Linked DNA regions of Homo sapiens: all the other regions are linked to region 2. A link is a contact called in ENCODE Hi-C or POLR2A ChIA-PET data. All regions are on one chromosome and are shown on one strand. The core of a region is the stretch at or near the end of the contact, and the rest is flanking DNA. Distances in the headings are between cores, read along the strand shown.

Evidence for each region. A loop is a pair of places that touch in the nucleus more often than their neighbours do. ChIA-PET counts read pairs that join two places held with the same protein, here RNA polymerase II (POLR2A). Pooled maps may share reads with other maps.
Region 1: a loop to region 2 is called in a map of GM12878, with 2.6 times the contacts of the local background. The contact joins two enhancer-like sites. A Hi-C loop is called at or near these places in 1 of 168 maps with a recorded cell type or tissue (GM12878), 3 of 37 single-sample maps with no recorded cell type and 3 of 50 pooled maps. POLR2A ChIA-PET finds 5 or more read pairs at or near these places in 1 of 52 experiments (activated naive CD8-positive, alpha-beta T cell).
Region 3: a loop to region 2 is called in a pooled map, with 2.3 times the contacts of the local background. The contact joins two enhancer-like sites. A Hi-C loop is called at or near these places in 1 of 168 maps with a recorded cell type or tissue (endothelial cell of umbilical vein) and 1 of 50 pooled maps. POLR2A ChIA-PET finds 5 or more read pairs at or near these places in 3 of 52 experiments (AG04450, Caco-2 and Panc1).

What each region holds. Positions count from the first base shown.
Region 1 is chr17:66,710,665-66,713,364 of GRCh38, forward strand. All of the region lies in intron 8 of PRKCA (protein kinase C alpha), which reads left to right. Among named protein-coding and RNA genes, the nearest start is that of MIR634, 75 kb to the right of the region's middle. Within about 2 kb of position 1,372, at least 9 of the 41 ENCODE cell types and tissues checked have a DNase peak (open chromatin) inside an H3K27ac peak, as active enhancers do.
Region 2 is chr17:66,566,298-66,568,997 of GRCh38, forward strand. The region is part of intron 3 of PRKCA (protein kinase C alpha); the gene reads left to right. Among named protein-coding and RNA genes, the nearest start is that of PRKCA-AS1, 150 kb to the left of the region's middle. Within about 2 kb of position 1,439, at least 5 of the 41 ENCODE cell types and tissues checked have a DNase peak (open chromatin) inside an H3K27ac peak, as active enhancers do.
Region 3 is chr17:66,347,446-66,350,145 of GRCh38, forward strand. All of the region lies in intron 2 of PRKCA (protein kinase C alpha), which reads left to right. Among named protein-coding and RNA genes, the nearest start is that of PRKCA, 46 kb to the left of the region's middle. RefSeq lists an enhancer at 1,146-1,440. Within about 2 kb of position 1,311, at least 10 of the 41 ENCODE cell types and tissues checked have a DNase peak (open chromatin) inside an H3K27ac peak, as active enhancers do.

The DNA of each region.
Region 1 (2,700 bases), core at 122-2,621, 140 kb after region 2:
GAAAAAAAATGCCATGTCTTAATCACCCAGAGAATAGACCAGTCTCCCCTCCTCTTCAGATTAGGTTAGTTTAAAATTTTACCTGCTGGGCACGGTGGCTCACACCTGTAATCCCAGCACTTTGGGAGGCCGAGGCAGGTGGATCACCCGAGGTCAGGAGTTCAAGACCAGCCTGCCCAACATGGTGAAACCCCGTCTCTACCAAAAAACAAAAAAAAAAATACAAAAATTAGCCAGTCATGATGGCAGGTGCCCGTAATCCCAGCTACTCGGGAGGCTGAGGTAGGAGAATCACTTGAACCCGGGAGGCGGAGGTTGCAGTGAGCCGAGATCGCACCATTGCACTCCAGTCTGGGTGACAGAGTAAGACTCCATCTCAAAAATAAATAAATAAAATAAATAAATAAATAAATAAAATTTTACCAAGCAAATATCAAAACCTCCTATCAGTGATTAAAGTTCAAGTCTGTATTGAAAGCATCCATCCAATGAACAGAAAGAGTGCATCTTTAAATGGACAGCTCATTTTCCTTTCTTTCTGTTAATATCTTTCAATCACATATGAGTTAAGATTCATTTTAAGTTTTATAGGCATACATCTGCATTAGCATGCAATCAGTATGGTGTATTTACACTACATGAGTGTGTTCATATGGATGATGTAGTGTAATATATCATAGGCTGAAATCCTGTAATTGTTCTGATGTTCTTAATGCCTGACTTAATCCTTCTCACTCTTATTTCATTTTTTCTCATTTTTTAATGTTTTCCCAACTCAATCGTTGCAATCTAATCAACCATTCTATCCCCAAACTATGGAGGGGAATTTTGCAACTTGCATGTAAATGGTTTTAAAAACCTGGTCTATTATTGTCATTTCTGATAGCGCCACTCTCTTCTGGGAAGCTGGTTAGGGCCACACACCAGCTGTGCTCTCAGCGTATTGCCTGTGTTCGTAATTAAAATCAGCCCAAGATTGTCGCAGTGCTTTTATGTTCGCATTAGATCAAACTGGAAAATTTAAACCCTCAAATGCTCGGGTGGAGGATTTGCAAGGGGAGAAACCCTACTCCCCGACCCCAAGCTGGAATCCACATCTAATGCTCTCTCAAAAACACTGTCCTAAAGACAGCATCTAATAAATAATGTTTTTAGAGTTTCTCATCTCTAGAACTTGTATCTCACCCTGCAGATGTGCCTGTTAGAGGAACCACAGGAGATTTGTGACCTAGAGATACTGGAAATGAGAAAGAAAAAAAATATTCCTTGAGGTTTCCTAAGTCTTGCAGAGTGTGGTAAATACTGTGTGTGAAAACTGCCTTTCAAGGCTTCTGTTGTTACTGCCCCCCCTCCACCCCGCCCTTGTCTGTGTTTGAAAACCCTGTCCCATGATTCAATGCAGGGTGTTGACTTTGGATACACATCTCCAGAGGCTGGCCACACCTGAATACACTGAGCCTCTGTGCAACTTCTTCCTGTGGAGTAAAACCCTCCAGCATTCTCAGAGGAAAGAGGCACCTCTTGATCACTCCAGGAGGTGGAAACAGTTCCTGTTTAAAAACCAAGTAAACCCCTCTCATTGCACCCCCTGCTACTTCAGAGGAACACCTCCATTCTGATGGAAGGAACTCGTACTTGGGTCCTGGAACCCTATTTGGGACCCAAACCTCTCCCACTTGTGTGGCCTGACGTGCCTGAGTGCTGTTTGTGTCCTTTTTATTATGTTGAAAACTTTGTTATTCCAAAGAAACATCTGAATCACAGAGCTTAGTTTCCCAGCATGTCGGAAAGCTGGGTGCTGGTGTAAAAAACTCAGATGTGGCTGAAAAGGGAAGTAATGAGAGGGGAGAAAAATAAGAAGAAAGAGTTAGGGTGAGGCTTTCACCTCCCTGGGTTCTTGCCTGGCTCCTCCTAGCTCTAATGAAGGGCTGTCCCTGTCCCCTTCTCCTTAAAGACTGTCCCTCTTCTCCCACCTGCTGGGCAACGTGGCTGTCACCTCGTCATTCCAAGAAGGCAGCAGGGTGTGGCGAGGAAGTGCCACACTGCCTGGGTTCAAGGGTTCAAATCCCAGCTCCAATATTTCATAGCTGTATAGCCTGGAGCCATGCAGCTCATCTCTCTTGCCTCAGTTTCTCCAAGTCTAAAATGGAAATGGTAAAAGGACCAACCTCCTAGGGATGTTGGGAGGATTAAATGAGTAAGTATGGAAGGTGCCTAGAACAGTGCCTGGCTAGATTTGTGTTTGCTGCAGTCATTACTCAGCCTTTTCTCTGCCTTCCATCCCCAGGAATTATGAATTACAGAGTTTTCCCTAATGGAGGTGTCACTGTGCATTGCTGGTTTCCAAGAAGCCATTGCCAAGTTAAAGTGAACCCTTTGTTGTCCTTTTTTTTTTTTTTTTTTTTGAGATGGAGTCTCACTCTGTTGCCCAGGCTGGAGCGCAATGGTGCAATCTTGGCTCATTGCAACCTCCACCTCCCGGGTTCAAGCAATTCTCCTGCCTCAGTCTACCGAGTAGCTGGGACTACAGGCACGCGCCACCATGCCCGGCCAATTTTTTTACTTTTTGTAAAGAAGGGGTTTCACCATATTCACCAGGCTGGTCTTGAAGTCCTGACCTTGTGATCTGCCTGCCTCGGCCTCCCAAAGTACTGGGATTACAGTCGTGAGCCACCGCATCCGACCTCATTGTGCTTTCTA
Region 2 (2,700 bases), core at 189-2,688:
TCTTTTGAGGTTTTATCAGTCCAGAAGTGGAAAGAAGATGGATGCCATTAGCTTTAGAAATATTTTTTATGTTTTAGGGAGAAAGAAGCAGAGAATATACTTTTAGATGAGCACACTTTAAAATACCAGTAAGACAGACTTGTTGGAAGACAGGCATTGTGAAGAACTGTTGTTGTTTTTTGGTTTTTTTTTTTTTTTTTTTTTTGCAACAGCTTTCCCCACTTTGGGAAATGAGAACTTATGCCCTCCTGAATGTTGTATTTGATGGGACTTAGATCCATGGGGGAATTTTATTTTATTTTTTAGGAAAAGGTAACCTACTAAGTATAGTTATATCCTTCTAGCATGAAATATAATCATTTATTAGACCAGAACTGTTTGTTAATTCAGCAGTGTGTCTTGAAAAAGAGCCACCCTCAAATTTAAAGTAGAAATAGATTCTTCATTCTACACCTTTTTGACATCAGATTTGCTTTCCTGGTCTCAGTGCAGGTGCCCCTACTGTTTGGTGTTTGGGACACAGCCTCCGAGTAAGTCCAAGGAGAGCTTGGGGTTAGGCAGTATAGGCCATGAGCCCCTTGCCAGCCTCCCAGGGACTTTGAGAGGAGCTGTTTGGGGCAAGATGCTTAATGAAAGGATGTTTTGTAATTTAGAGAGAAAAAAGAAATTTATCCCATAGATAACTAAACCCTCAATGGGAATATTAGAAAATACAATTGTCACATTATGTAATATTTGTACATTTTCCACTGCAAGTAAGAATGCGTCCTTTCCTTAATTTTAAAATATGGAAAAGGTCGACCTTTCTGCTACCGTAAGGAAAATCAAGGGAAAGGGAGGTTTTATACATGATATGGGGAACTTGGTATAATTATTTAGCTCAGTATGAAATTCTGCCACAGGAATATAAGGTAATTAATTTCTCTAAGTATGAAATGCAATCTTGAAAAACTAGGAAACAGGTGCCGAGGTGACAAGATAGGAAGAGAAGCTGAGTGTTGTGCAGTGGCACCGAACAACTTCTGGAACATTCCAGAGCGTGGCTTTGTAGCTGGAGAGAGCCTCCTGGCTTCTGTGTGGCGACCGAGACTGACCCCTGCTGGCAGATTGTTGCTAAGCCGTGGCTGTTAATGAAGCAGGGCAATAAGGCCCTTAAGCAGGAGATCCTGCCAGGCCACAGGCAGGTCTGTCTCCGAGGCTATGCCTTGTACCAGCCCTTGATGCTGTTGCCTGAATTCCCAGTGGGAAGAAAAATGGACCCAGCAGTTTTTAGTGTTTTGGTCTCAGTTTCCACCATCTCTCCCCTTTCCCAGTCTGGGATGTCAGTGTTTGCTCTCTCCTCCCTACCCTCTGTTACCTCAAGATTTCATGGAAATAAAAAGCCCTGCTAACATCACAAAGAGGCTGAAAATTCCAGATCCACCTCGGAGCCAGACACTTGAGAAATTTGATGCCAAGGTAACCTGCGTTTGGGAAAACATCCTTATTAGGTTTATTTAAGAACGATTTGAAAAATTCCTATAAGTGAAAATCAGATGGGAAGAAGTCCAAAAATCTGATTCATGCCATGACTGTGATACAACCAAGATCTTCGTGAGCCAGTGGATGGGGAAGAGAGATAATGTACAATATTTCTATGTGTTTCCTGGAAAAATTCTTAAACGGATTATAAAAAGCACTAAGTGTAAAGGAAAATGTTAATACATTGGACTGCATTAAATAATAGACCAGCAGAGGTCTGGCGTGGTGACTCATGCCTGTAATCCCAGAACTTTGGGAGGCTGAGGCAGGCAGATCACTTGAGGTCAGTAGTTCGAGACTGGCCTGGCCAACACGATGAAACCCCATCTCTAGTAAAATTATAAAATTAGCTGGGCATGGTGGCACACACCTGTAATCCCAGCTGCTAGGGAGGCTGAAGCATGAGAATCACTTGAACCCCAAAGGCAGAGGTTGCAGTGAGCTGAGATGGCACCACTGCACTCCAGCCTAGACGACAGAATAAGACTCTGTCTCAAAAAACCCCCAAAAAATAGATGTGCAGAGTCTTTATTTGTGGTAGAGGTTAGTGTTTTCCCCACTACATTTTCCACCAGCTTGTTCTGGGAGCTGCTTTTGGGTGCTGGTGAGGAGTAATTCGTGGTTTAGGAAGCTTGAGTGCGGGTGCTGGGTCCTCTGCTTGTTGCTCAGCAGGGTACTGGAGGCCAGGAAGGCTGGCGCTGCAGAAATCTGTCTTCAGTGCACTTACTGCTGTTGCCATGGACAGCTCATTCGTATAGCTGGTGTGGAGCTAATGAAGTAGGGATGTTTTTAAAATGAAATTTTAAAAATGGGGTTTGAGAAGTACATAAACAGTTCATTGTGGCATAAAATGACATTATAATCATTTAATTTTGAGATGATTTAAAAATCATTTCCTCATGTTCCATGTTCTACAGCTTACCAGTCAGGAAAAAGGATAATTTTGTGGGACTCAATGAAGTGATGAAATTGAGAACAAAGCCTTTCATCTTTGGACTTACACTTCCATGTTCCTAAAAGAGTTAGGCAGGGATATGTAGGTAAATCAAAGACTGGAAACGTAGGGTCTTTGGAAACTTTTTTCTGGGTCATCTTTTTAGTCTTAAAGCTAAGCCTTCAGTTGCCAAGCAGTGGTTTTTTTAATGAATGAGGCTGGTCAATAGGATATCTATATTTTAA
Region 3 (2,700 bases), core at 61-2,560, 220 kb before region 2:
GCAAGTAAGTTTCTCAAAGGTTGGTTGCAAGGTAGAGAATGAAACCGTGTCTGTGTTTCATATTGGTCCATCTTATGTGTTGAATGGCTCTTTTATGTGTTGGTGTGACCGCATTCTTTAGTTTGGAAAACACTATTTCATTGAGTTCTGCAGGTTCTTCTAAATGTTGACACATTTCATTATTCAACATCAAAAAAGTCACAATTATTAGTATCACCATCAGTCTCATCAAAGAGCCTTTAAGTATTATTAGGAAGCCGTCAAGCTGACGGTAGATGCACATTTTCTAAGATTGTGTTTTTCACTTGGAAAACTTTATTGTATTTCAAAAAAGTATCTGCCAAATATCCAAGTCTAAGCAACCATATTGTAGTTGTTCTTTTGAGTCAAAGTGGTGTTTCATGGAGAGAGTGGCTGCTCAGCTCAAGACAGCCCTCATCCCTGGAGTGTAGCCAAATGCTTTATGTGTCAGAATATTTACTCAGAATTCTGAACCTTTTTTTTTTTTTTTTTTTGAGACAAAGTCTTGCTCTGTGCCCAGGCTGGAGTGCAGTGGCCCAGTCTTAGCTCACTGCAACCTCCACCTCCTGGGTTCAAGCGATTCTACTGCCTCAGACTTATGAGTAGCTGGGATTACAGGCACACGCCACCACGCCCGGCTAATTTTTATAGTTTTAGTAGAGATGGGGTTTCACCATGTTTGCCAGGCTGGTCTCCAACTCCTGGCCTCATGTGATCCACCTGCCTTGGCCTCGTAAAGTGCTGTGATTATAGGTGTGAGCCACCATGCCTGGCCCAGAATCAATAATTGTTAATGCTTCATCGAGACTTTCTTAAATGAAACTGGCATAAAAGACAACAAAAAGCCCCTGGGATTTCATGGTGGGAAGAACATAATTCCTGCTAGTACCGCCTGGCACTGTCACCTTGACTCAGGCTAAGGTTCCTGCTGTCACACCACCATTGCTCTTGCACCATCAGTGCAAACGTCAACACAAGGAAAAAGGCAAATAGTGGCTCAGTATTATCATTAAAGTGGTTTGATCATGAGGACCCTTAAGGGTTTGTGGAGCATACTTTGAGGCACACTTTGATTTAAGAGGTTAGAAACATCACATTAAAATTCATACTAATAAAGTGAAATTGTGCCAATTGCCCAAAACAGTGCATCAATCCAAAACTCTTATTTGTCTTGGAGAAATGCATTCAAAACATAGTCAACACCACTATCTCATTTTGTCTCTGTGTTGTGTTAAGATGGGTTTGCATACTTTCAGCCTCTTAGAGCAGGCAGTTGGAACATTATCCAGCAGCAGGTTGAACAGCAGAGGGGGAGGGCAGCTGGAAGTTAGGCTAATCTAACAAATGAGTCATCCACATGTGGATAATGGAGTTGTAAAATTACTCTCAGCTTTAGTCAGCAGCAACCAAACTATACGGTTAAAAATTACAGGTCTCCAAAATAGAGACTTCCTGAGAACTTTTAGTATAGCATTTAACTGAGAATGTATCAAGGGTTTGGTTGAGGATTTTTTCATAAAACCTTTCTGTTCTGGAAGGCAAGTTTGTTATTAAGAGCTTCAGTAATTTCTCTTACGAAGTGTTCAAAATGCACCAGAACCTGAACACAATGTGAGCAGCTGAGTGTTCATCTTAGCTGCGTCCATCAAGTGAACGGTTTGCTCTCTTCCTGTCCATAATTTGAGAGTCAGCCTAATGGTGAGTGGACAGTCATCTAATAAAATATTTCATACCTGTGGCAGCAGGTATAAAGCAAATAGTTTATTTTTGCTTTCCATGTAAAGTTTGGCAGTAAAGTTTTTGTCTTGAGATTTTTGTTTTATAAGAGAAATTAAAATTCCTTCTGGGCTTTTGCTGTTCTCCCCTGAGGATGAATATGCTGCCTGCCTACCCTGCTACCCCCCGCATTTGGCAAGGTTGCACATGTCTTAGGGATGGAAAACCAGTAGCCAACACTAAACCAGGCCTGCTGTGTAGACCTGGCTTGGTGAGTATGGAGCTGTTCCGCAGTAGAGGTTTGCAAAGAAACCATCACACCCTTGTTTCCTCTCTCCTTCTGGCTTTTCATTTTTCTTCTGGCCTTTTGCATGGAAGAAATAAGTCATCCCTTTTGAACAGTTTGGGTATGGAGTGTTTGCCCATGCGGTAGACTCTGGCAGGACAGAGAGGGTTTTCCCGGGCCTTTAGTTGTCCAGGTCCTGTATTCTCACATCTCCTCTGGGCTGCTGACTGCGCACAAACACAAAATTCATTCCTCCAATAGAACAGTGTTTGGCCTGGCTCCCAAAAACTGCTCTCCTCACTTGCACGGCTTTGATTGAGTGTTAGGTGTCTCTTTGGCTGCCTCCAGTGTCTCTTATTTTTAGGGCCTTCGTTAATGTCTTCTGTGTGTGAAACATGAAAATGGAGCCATGGCTGCTGGAATTGGAAACTTAGGGTTTTTAGGCCACCATTCCCTTATCACATGGCGTTATCAGGTTATTTAGTTACAGAGGTTAAAAAAAAAGTCCACCCTAGGAGCCGGCGTGTGTGGGGAAAGGAGAGAGGGGGCAGCTGAGCACCTAATGGGCAGTGAAAAAAGATATTGTAACTAAAGCTCGGGCTAGTGTCCTCAGAGCGATGGCCTTTCAGGTGCTGGCAGGGGTCTGCTTACAGCTCAGCCTGGTTACAAATGAGGGG